Linked DNA regions of Homo sapiens: region 2 is linked to region 1. The links are chromatin loops, found by intact Hi-C in ENCODE. Cell type or tissue: endothelial cell of umbilical vein. All regions are shown on one strand. Each heading gives the region's core, and the rest is flanking DNA. Links, peaks and the distances in the headings are about the cores only.

Evidence for each region. A loop is a pair of places that touch in the nucleus more often than their neighbours do. Peaks named below come from ENCODE experiments on the same cell type or tissue, not always from the same donor. Only the 100,000 strongest peaks of a DNase experiment are listed, where the experiment ranks them.
Region 2: a loop joins it to region 1, with 6 times the contacts of the local background. A loop is called at or near these places in 14 of 110 quality-filtered maps.

Annotation. Positions count from the first base shown.
Region 1 is chr2:241,222,018-241,227,390 of GRCh38, forward strand. ANO7 (anoctamin 7) reads left to right here. Exons shown (of 25, transcript NM_001370694.2): 22 at 1,169-1,259; 23 at 1,645-1,764; 24 at 1,888-1,938; 25 at 2,080-3,959. The coding sequence ends at 2,136. LOC105376810 (a long non-coding RNA gene) reads left to right here and starts at 4,662. Exons shown (of 2, transcript XR_001739176.3): 1 at 4,662-4,750; 2 at 4,875-5,373. It overlaps HDLBP (high density lipoprotein binding protein), which reads right to left. Exons shown (of 28, transcript NM_005336.6): 28 at 5,274-5,373. RefSeq lists enhancers at 1,712-1,881, 2,003-2,963 and a cis regulatory region at 1,797. In endothelial cell of umbilical vein, for the core only: a CTCF peak has its summit at 2,215; no DNase peak of the experiment used is centred there; H3K27ac peaks cover 552 bases.
Region 2 is chr2:241,075,675-241,081,047 of GRCh38, forward strand. The region is part of intron 27 of SNED1 (sushi, nidogen and EGF like domains 1); the gene reads left to right. It also overlaps a transcript of MTERF4 not described here. Among named protein-coding and RNA genes, the nearest start is that of SNED1-AS1, 14 kb to the left of the region's middle. In endothelial cell of umbilical vein, for the core only: a CTCF peak has its summit at 2,905 (motif pointing right); a DNase peak (open chromatin) is centred at 2,927.

The DNA.
Region 1 (5,373 bases), core at 62-5,061:
AAGTCAGAAGATTGAGACCATCCTGGCTAACACGGTGAAACCCCGTCTTGACTAAAAATACAAAAAATTAGCTGGGCATTGTGGCACGGGCCTGTAGTCCCAGCTACTCAGGAGGCTGAGGCAGGAGAATCGCTTGAACCCAGGAGGCGGAGGTTGCAGTAAGCGAAGATCACGCCACTGCACTCCAGCCTGGGCAACAGAGCGAGACTCTGTCTCATAAATAAATAAATAAATAAATAAATAAATAAATAAATAAAGTGCTGGGATTACAGGCATGAGCCACCGCGCCCGGCTGAAAGAGTTACGTCTTTGTTTAGTTCTGGAAATGTCTCCATCTTACTCCTTCCAGCAGTGCTTCTCTGCTTGTCCATTGTCGTCTGGAACTCCCACTGGGCTGTGGCCTGCTTCCCCCCAAGTGTGCTCTCTGTGTTGCCGCAGGGTGGTCTCGTCGTCACTGTCTCCCAGTCCCCAGTCTCTCTTCTGCTGTGTCTGGCCACTTAAAAGTTTATTCCATTCATTTGAGGGATTTTTTTTCCAATGGCTATATTTTTAACTTGCAATATTTGGTTTTTTGTTTTTTTTATTTTCCTACAAAGTTGACCCTGGTAATAGTTTTCATGGAGTGCAACATGTAACTTTATATTAGAAAATGGAATGTCACATCTTTACCATGGGACAGAGACACAGGAAGATGTCAAAGTCTGAAATAGCAAGTGAAGCTGAATGTAGCTTATGATAGGGAGGGAGGGCTCTGCTGGACAGGGACAGTCTCTGAGCAGGTGAACTGCTGATCTCACAGAGGTCAGCAATCGGCGGATTTTCACCGTGTAAGTAGACTGAAGTCATCCGTAGAAGCACAGACGTACTGGACTGTCACATCTACTAGAAAATAAAGCATCTGCCACCTGGGGGGTGGGGAGGGTCCAGTTTAGCCCAATGGGGGACAACCCAGCACATCCACCTTTGGAACCCACCAGTTAAAGGTATTGTCAGAGTATCCTGTTTGGGAAGAATTCCCATTTCAGGCACCCTCGATGAAGAGCCAGGCCAGGAACATGGGATGAGAGAGCGAAATGGTGGAAAAAGGGGAGATAGGCTAATTCCAGAGGCACCTGCCCAGCCAACACTCAGCCCTGGCTGCGCGCACTGAGTCCTGTGTCTGCTGCAGGTATCGGGCTTTCCGGGATGACGATGGACATTATTCCCAGACCTACTGGAATCTTCTTGCCATCCGCCTGGCCTTCGTCATTGTGTTTGAGGTAGCCGAGGCACCTGCTGGTTCTCCCATCCATGGCATGAGGCCCCGACCCTGTGCTTTGCCTAATTCGAGCACGTGGTGAGGGGTCGGTGCCGTCACTTCCTGCTGTGTCATCTTGGTCAAATCAGAGCTCTTCTCTGCACCTGCGTTTTCCCTGCCTGGCCTCATCCCTGGGTTGTGGTGTGGACATTGTGGGTGTCTCCACAGGAGCCCCAGGGCCACGAAAGCTGGGGTGGCCTCTGCCCCTTCTGGGGTTCCTTTTCCTGCACAGCTGCTTTCTGACTCCACCCACAGCTGGGAGCAGGTGCCGGAGCCCCGGCCTGCCTGGCCCTGTGAAGGCCACTCTGGGCGTTTGGGTGGGCGTGAGTGCCTTCCTCTGCTCCCAGCATGTGGTTTTCTCCGTTGGCCGCCTCCTGGACCTCCTGGTGCCTGACATCCCAGAGTCTGTGGAGATCAAAGTGAAGCGGGAGTACTACCTGGCTAAGCAGGCACTGGCTGAGAATGAGGTGAACTGTACAGCCCAGTCTCGGCCCTCCCCCCAGCCCTCTCCCTATCCTTGTCAGTGGCTGCTCTACCTCCGGACACTGAGTCACATCCCTCTTCCTCTTGCTGCCCTTTTTTGGGGACAGGTTCTTTTTGGAACGAACGGAACAAAGGATGAGCAGCCCGAGGGCTCAGAGGCAAGTCTGGGAGCAGCCAGGCCCCTGCCCCGTGCACTCCCTGAGGTCACAGGGCCCTGCCCAGCCGCCCACTGTGCCTCGTGGCCATGGCCTGCTCCTGGCCCTAGTCTGACTTGTCCCTGCCCCCAACCCTCTCCCCAGCTCAGCTCCCACTGGACACCCTTCACGGTTCCCAAGGCCAGCCAGCTGCAGCAGTGACGCCTGGAAGGACATCTGGTGGTCCTTAGGGGAGTGGCCCCTCCTGAGCCCTGCGAGCAGCGTCCTTTTCCTCTTCCCTCAGGCAGCGGCTGTGTGAACCGCTGGCTGCTGTTGTGCCTCATCTCTGGGCACATTGCCTGCTTCCCCCCAGCGCCGGCTTCTCTCCTCAGAGCGCCTGTCACTCCATCCCCGGCAGGGAGGGACCGTCAGCTCACAAGGCCCTCTTTGTTTCCTGCTCCCAGACATAAGCCCAAGGGGCCCCTGCACCCAAGGGACCCTGTCCCTCGGTGGCCTCCCCAGGCCCCTGGACACGACAGTTCTCCTCAGGCAGGTGGGCTTTGTGGTCCTCGCCGCCCCTGGCCACATCGCCCTCTCCTCTTACACCTGGTGACCTTCGAATGTTTCAGAGCGCAGGGCCGTTCTCCCTCGTGTCCTCTGGACCCACCCGCCCCTTCCTGCCCTGTTTGCGCAGGGACATCACCCACATGCCCCAGCTCTCGGACCCTGCAGCTCTGTGTCCCAGGCCACAGCAAAGGTCTGTTGAACCCCTCCCTCCATTCCCAGTTATCTGGGTCCTCTGGATTCTTCTGTTTCTTGAATCAGGCTCTGCTTTCCCCCTAGCCACTACAGGCAGCCTCTGACAGTGCCGCTTTACTTGCATTCTGCAGCAATTACATGTGTCCTTTTGATCCTTGCCCAACTTCCCTCCCTCTCCCAGCTCCTGGCCCCTGGCCCAGGGCCCCTCTTGCTGTTTTTACCTCTGTTCCTTGGGGCCTAGTACCCAGCAAGCACCCAAATGGGGGAGGTTTTGGGATGAGAGGAGGAAACGTGTATACCTGTAACATCTGGTGGCTCTTCCCCCAGAAGTTTGTGTTCATACATAATTGTTTTCCACGCTGGATCATAATGTGACGTGCAGTTCTGCCCTGTGCTGGGGAGCCACATGAAGCTTCCCCTGGCTAACTTGCTACCCCGCAGCAATCCCAGTGTGGCCGTCTGCTTGCTAAAAAATGGATCTGTGCTCATCTGTATTGATGTCCTTGGAGTTCTACAAGTGGAACTTAAGTGTCAAAAAGAATATGTGGTTTTTAGCTGAGCGTGGTGGCTCACACCTGTAATCCCAGGACTTTGGGAGGCTGAGGCAGGAGGATTACAAGGTCAGGAGTTCGGGACTAGCCTGTCCAACATGGTGAAACCCTGTCTTTACTAAAAATGCAAAAATTATTCTGGGTGTGGTGGCGGGCATCTGTAATCCCAGCTATTTGGGAGGCTGAGGCAGGAGAATCGTTTGAACCCGGGAGGCGGAGGTTGTAGTGAGCTGAGATCTCAACACTGCACTACAGCCTGGGCGACAGAGCAAGACTCCGTCTCGGGAACACACACACACAAAAAGAATATGTGGTTTTAATGTGCTTTGATGAGTACTGCCAAACTTACTCCACAGAAAAGGCCTCTTTCTGAACATCCTCGCCTGCGTTCTATTTCACCCACCGTGATGCCTGGCCTGAGGGCGGCGTGCTTGCTTGTAGCATTTCTTGAGGATTTGCTACTTGTTCACCTGCCTCTTAGGAGCACTGTGCCCTGCCTCCATGGAAGGGCTCTTCCGGCAGGGATGCAGGCTCACAGCGCCCTGGGGCTGGACACCACCGGCCGGAGCATGGCGGACAGCACACACGGCCCGGGGCGGGAACCTTGGAAACTTTACACAGATGGGGAGCTCAGCCATTCCACGTGTGCTTTCGCTCAGCACAATGCTTACTACAAACCCACGTGTACTTCCTTCCAGCTGGTTGCTTTTTATTGTTGCTGTCTTAAACTCCAAAGTTTTAAGGTGAATTTATTGAAACGTACGAAAATGCTCAGTTCATACAGGCTTCCAGGTGAACAAACTGTTGTAACCAGCACGTGGGTAAAAGGCAAGTTCCACATCACCCGACGTGGAAGCTCCCCGATGCCCACGTGCGCCCTACCCTGTGACCCTCTCCCATCCAGGGCCCTGATGCCCACATGCGCCCTACCCTGCCTGTGACCCTTTCCCATCCAGAGTAGCCACCACCTTAGCCACCAAGCAGAGATGGAACTGGGGACTTTGCATTTGGCGTCTGCCGTGGGACATTGCGCGAGCTCCATCCGTGCCGAGCATCCATCTCAGCCCCTCCTGGCTGCTGGGCTGCTTCGTGTTTGGCTTAGGGTCATTTTGCAGTTGTGTGCTTTGCTGTGGGTTGCATATTTAGGGCCCAACAGAACTGCTGGGTCAGGGATAAACATGTTCGGCATTTTTTTTTTTTTGAGATGGAGTCTCGCTCTGTCACCCAGGCTGGAGTGCAGTGGTACGATCTCGGCTCACTGCAAGCTCTGCCTCCCGGGTTCACGCCATTCTCCTGCCTCAGCCTCCCGAGTAGCTGGGACTACAGGCGCCCGCCACCACACCCAGCTAATTTTTTGCATTTTTAATAGAGACGGGGTTTCACCGTGTTAGCCAGGATGGTCTTGATCTCCTGACCTCGTGATCCGCCCACCTCGGCTTCCCAAAGTGCTGGGATTACAGGCGTGAGCCACCGTACCCGGCCAACATGTTTGGCTTTAAGAGGAACTGCCATACCCGTCTTCCCAGGTGGGGACCAGCCCAGTCAGCAGCAGGAACACCTATTCCCTCTTGACTCTTCCCGTTATCTCCTGCCACTCAGGTGACTGGGGTGGCTCCTCCCACTCAACGCCCCTCCCTCCTCCTCCTCCAGCCGAGGCCTCCGCCCGCACCCCCCACCACCCAACTCAGCTCGTCATAACTCACAGGCCGGGTCCAGGGTGCCAGGAATGCCACTGAGGCTGGCAGAGTCCTAAAAGGGAGTGGCAGGTGCTGCTCCACAAGGACGGTTGTCCACCCTCAATGAGGGCTGCAGGGCAACTGCTGACTGTCTGGCAGCCAGAGGACAGGGACAGGCAGCCACCCTCTTGCCATGACCACACCTGGGTCTCCCTCAGTGTGGCTCCCGAGGGGCCGTTGAACACAGTGTTGAGAACTGCTGAGAAAATCACACCAAAGACGAACTACCCACAGATGCCAGTCACCACTCCAGGGTGACGAGAAAGAGAACACACAGGCGGCAGCGTGACAAAATGAGTCCCAGCATGCTACATCTGGTTTCGGGTTTTATTTTAGAATTTATAAAATTCCAGTGTCATCCATATTCATGAGCCTTTACACATGTTTGCATATAATCTCCAAATTCCAAAGTT
Region 2 (5,373 bases), core at 226-5,225, 150 kb before region 1:
GGTACTTCCTAATAGAGAAAAGTTCATAATCAAATTTATCAAGCATTAGTGGTTAACAAGTTGGGAGCCTTCTTTAAAAAATATCCTTCCCCACACCAAAGTTAGAAAGTTATTCATGTATATTTTTTTCACAAAGATGTAAAGTTTTGCTTTTGACCTGTAGGTCATTAATCTGTTAGACTGTGTGTGTGTGAGAAGTTGGGCTACAATTTCATTTTTTATGCATATGGGTAAACTGGATTTTTCATCTCTTCATGCTAAAAAGTCCCTTTTTCCCCCACTGTCAGTATCAAAATTCCACATATAAAAGTAGAATTCTGGCGGCGTCAATTTGATACATCTGTGCCAATACTGCCCTGTGTTCACTCTAACTTTGTAAGTCCTGGAACTGATTGGCAAAGTTCCTTTCCTTTACTCTTCATCTTCAGAAGTATCATTGCTACCCTTGGCCTTTTTTCTTCCACATATACACCTTCAAATCTAGTCACACTCTATGGAAAAGGCCTTTGAGATAATGATGACTGGGTGTGCATTCAATCCATTGACCATTTTTGTGAAAATTGACATCTTTAGGATAGTAAGTCTATATCCATGGACATGGGATGTCTCTCCATATATGACATTATGACTTATTTAATATCTTTCAGTAAAGTTTTATATGGAATTCAGACTTATTCCTAGGTATTTTATAGTTTGATACTATTATATAGTTTGATACTAGTATATACTTTAAAAGTTACTTTTCCTGATTATTTATTACTGGAGTATAGATATTTATTTGACCTTTGCATACTGACCTTATAGCCAACCATCTTGCCAAACTCTCCTATTCTTGTCATACATTCTTTGGGGTTTTCTATATATATATAAAATCATATCCTTTTAAAGATTAATTGTTTGCCTTTTAAAACTCAGACCTGCTCACACCTGTAATCCCAGCACTTTGGGAGGCCTAGGCAGGTGAATCACTTGAGGCCAGGAAGGAGTTCAAGACTAGCCTGGCCAACATGGTGAAACCTGTTGGTGTGGTAATGGGTTAAGGATAGGCATTTAGATCAGTGGAAAAGAACTGAGAGTCCAGGGCCGGGCGCGGGGGCTCACGCCTGTAATCCGTGGAAAAGAACTGAGAGTCCAGGGCCGGGCGCAGTGGCTCAGGCCTGTAATCCCAGCACTTTGGGAGGCCGAGGCGGGCGGATCACCAGGTCAGGAGATCGAGACCATGGTGAAACCCCGTCTCTACTAAAAATACAAAAAATTAGCTGGGCATGGTGGCGGGCGCCTGTGGTCCCAGCTACTCCGGAGGCTGAGGCAGGAGAATGGCGTGAACCCGGGAGGTGGAGCTTGCAGTGAGCTGAGATTGCGCCACTGCACTCCAGCCTGGGCGACAGAGCGAGACTCCGTCTCAAAAAAAAAAAAAAAGAATTGAGAGTCTGGAAATAAACCACACGTCAATGGCCAACTGACTTCTACAAGGGGGCTGAAACCATTCAATGTGGAAAGAATAGTCTCAGCAAATGGTGCTGGGACAGCTGGATATCCACATGCAAAAAGAATGAGGCCGGAGCCCTCGTACCATATACCTCATAACACAAATTACCACAAATTGACCAACAACCTAAATGTTAGGAGCTAAAACCAAAACTCTTAGAAGAAAACATAGGAGTAAATCTTCATGACCTTCGATCATGAGGGTCCTTAGGCTCAACAATAAAAGTATGAGCAACAACAAAAATCTATATATAAACTACTCTTCATCAAAACTTAAAACTTCTGTGCCTCAAAGGATGCCATCAAGGAAGTGACATGACAACCTGTGGAGTGGAGGAAACATGCAAATCATACCTGATCAGAGACCCGCGTCTAAAATAAAGAGCTCTGACAACTGAACAATAAAAAGACAAACAACCCAGTTCAGACATGGGCAAATCATACCTGATCAGAGACCCATATCTAAAATAAAGAGCTCTGACAACTAAACAATAAAAAGACAACCCAATTCAGACAGGGGCAAAGGACCTAAAAAGACATTTCTGCAAGGAAGATATGCAAATGGCCAGTAATCACACCGAAAAGATCCTTGACATCATTAGTCAGCAGGGAAATGCACATCAAAACCACTAGGATGGCGGGAATTAAAAAGTCAGATAATAATAAGCATTGGTGAGGACGTGGAGAGATCAGAACCCTCTACGCTGCTGGTGGGACTGTAAAGTGGTACAGCTGCTCTGGAAAACAGTCTGGCAGTTCCTTAAAGGATTAAACCAATAGTTACCGCATGACCCAGTAATTGCACTCCTAGGTATATACCCAAGAGAAATGAAAACCTATGTCCACATGAGGTCCTGTACACAAATATTTATAGCAGCACAGCACAAAAGCCAGAAAGTAGAAACCACCAAAGTGTCAATCAACTAACGAAAGGAAAAGTGGCCGGGCGCGGTGGCTCACGCCTGTAATCCCAGCACTTTGGGAGGCCGAGGCGGGCAGATCACCAGGTCAGGCGTTCGAGACAAGTCTGGCCAACGCGGTGAAACCCCGTCTCTACTAAAAATACAAAAATTAGCTGGGCGTGGTGGCGGGCGCCTGTAGTCCCAGCTCCTCAGGAGGCTGAGGCAGGAGAATCGCTTGAACCCGGGAGGTGGAGTTTGCAGTGAGGTGAGATCGCGCCACTGCACTGCAGCCTGGGAGACAGAACTAGACTCCGTCTCAAAAAAAAAAAAAAAAGAAAGAAAGAAAAGAAAGGATAAGCAAAACATGGTATATCCACTCAATGGAACACGATTCAACCATAAAACAAGGACGCATGCTGCATGCTACAACATGGATGAATCTTGAAAACATGCTAAGTGGAAGAAGCCAGACACAGAAGACTCTATGTACTATGATTCCATTCATATGAAAGTCCAGCAGAGGGAGCTCTCTAGTGACAGAAAGTACATTAGCGGTTGCTCAGGACTGGAGGGTGGAGGGGATGGGGAAGGCAGTAACAGCTAAAAGGTACAAGGTTTCTTTCTGAGGTCACGAAAATGTTCTAAAATTGTGCTGATGGATGCCTGTATCTGTGAATATGCTTAAAACCAATAAATTGTACACTTTGGGTGAATTTTATGTTATATGAATTATCTCAATAATGCCTGCTTTAAAAAAGTTATGTGCAGGCCAGGCACGGTGGCTCATGCCTGTAATCCCAGCACTTTGGGAGGCTGAGGCAGGTGGATCACTTGAGGTCAGGAGTTCGAGACCAGCCTGGCCAACATAGGGAAACCCTGTCTCTACTAAAAATACAAAAATTAGCCAGGCATGGTGGCACACGCCTATAATCCCAGCTATTCAGGAGGCTGAGGCAGAAGAATTGCTTGAACCCAGGAGGCGGAGGCTGCAGCGAGCCGAGATCGCACCATTGCACTCCAGCCTGGGTGACAGGGTAAGACTCCATCTCAAAAAAAAAAAAAAAAAGGCCGGGCGCGGTGGCTCACATCTGTAATCCCAGCACTTTGGGAGGCCGAGGCAGGTGGATCACAAGTTCAGGAGATCGAGACCATCCTGGCTAACATGGTGAAACCCCATCTCTACTAAAAATACAAAAAATTAGCCGGGCGCAGTGGCAGGCGCCTGTAGTCCCAGCTACTCAGGAGGCTGAGGCAGGAGAATGGCATGAACCCAGGAGGCGGAGCTTGCAGTGAGCCAAGATCGCCCCACTGCACTCCAGCCTGGGCGACAGAGTGAGACTCCATCTCAAAAAAAAAAAAAAAAAGTAACGTGCAGAACAGTGTTTTCAGTATGTTGTCTTTTGTGTAGGAAAATGGAGAAGGGAAATACAAATTTTGTCCTCATTTTAATAAAGAAATGAAACTAATAAGATGGTTCACTAAATGAGGAGGGAAAGAACTGCATAATGGGACTGGAGATCGGCGAGGCTTCTCTGAATGAACCTTGTTTTACAGTTTTGACTTTAGAACCAAAAAAAAGGTTTTAAAAACAATAAAAAGAAAAGGCAACACCTAAAAATTGAAAACATACTGAAATAAGTAAACCTAGTTATCATGTGGATGGCATAACCACACAGGAAAAAAATATCATTGCAAGCGATTTTAATAAGAGTAGTCTGTTCACCCCTAATGGAATATGGTCTAAGGATAAAAAGCATCGCCAAGGAATGTTAGGCTATACTCAGTGATCTTAATGTTAGTAGTAATACCTGAATTGTTATTTTGAAATGATTGCATGTATATGGTAGGATAAAGAAAATAATTGTTAACGCCACCAAGATTTTCAGTGTAAAGAATTAAAAATATAAAATGAAAGAAGTTAAAAATCTTGTTTGTTTTGGCTGGGCGCAGTGGCTCACACCTGTAATCCCAGCACTTTGGGAGGCTGAAACGGGCAGTTGACTTGAGGTCAGGAGTTTGAATCCAGCCTGGACAACATGGTGAAACCCCGTCTCTACTAAAATACAAAAATTAGCCAGGCATGGTGGTGCGCGCCTGTAGTACCAGCTACTCGGGAGGCTGAGGTGGGAGAATCACTTGAACCCAGGAGGCAGAGGTTACAGTGAGCTGAGATCGCGACACTGCACTCCAGCCTGGGCAACAGAGCAAGACTCCATCTCAAAATAAATAAATAAAATCTTGTTTGTCTTTTGATTCTGTTAATTTGAAATGGAAATATTAGTATGAACTCATAATGTGTTTATTTTTTAAAGAAGCCTAATTTTCTAGTTCTGTTCATTGAAAGGCCTGAAGCTGTGACATCCCATAATAGGGAGCGGTGTGAGTGCCAGGCTGTGGGCTCTAGATCTCGTTCTCACCAAGAAGCCAGTGATCTTTGGAGAAATGGGTGATTCCAAGACTGAAGCAGGATGTGGACAAAATAAGCCCAGGACATGTTGTGTAAAAAGCAAGCAAGCTTTCAAAACAGCAGACCATGTCCTGAGGGCGGGGAGCCAACCTGAAGGGCTCCCGCTGTCCAAAGACAGAATAAATTGAGCATCAGGAAAACAACTGACAGCAATGGACGGAAGCCCATGAAATATACCAATATCTCTGTGTTCATCGTGATGCTCAGAAAGAAGAAGCAACCTAGTGGGCAACTTTGGAGCTTGCTGAGGACCAACTCGGTCTGCAGGCACACAAGCAAAGGAGCAGGGTGGAGCCTTCACGCTGCCGTGCCTGTGTGGACCAGTCCAGGGTGACCACGGGGTAGGTGAGGGAAAGCCTGTCTTCACAGACCACTCTCCAGCTGGTGAGGGCAGGAGCGACAGGGACAGACACAGGTCTGTGAGAGGACAGCCCTTGGATCAGGGATCTCGATGTCTTGCTCGAGCCATCAGGTGCAAGGCCCGTGGGGACTTTTTTCTGGGTTGGTCAGGCTGCC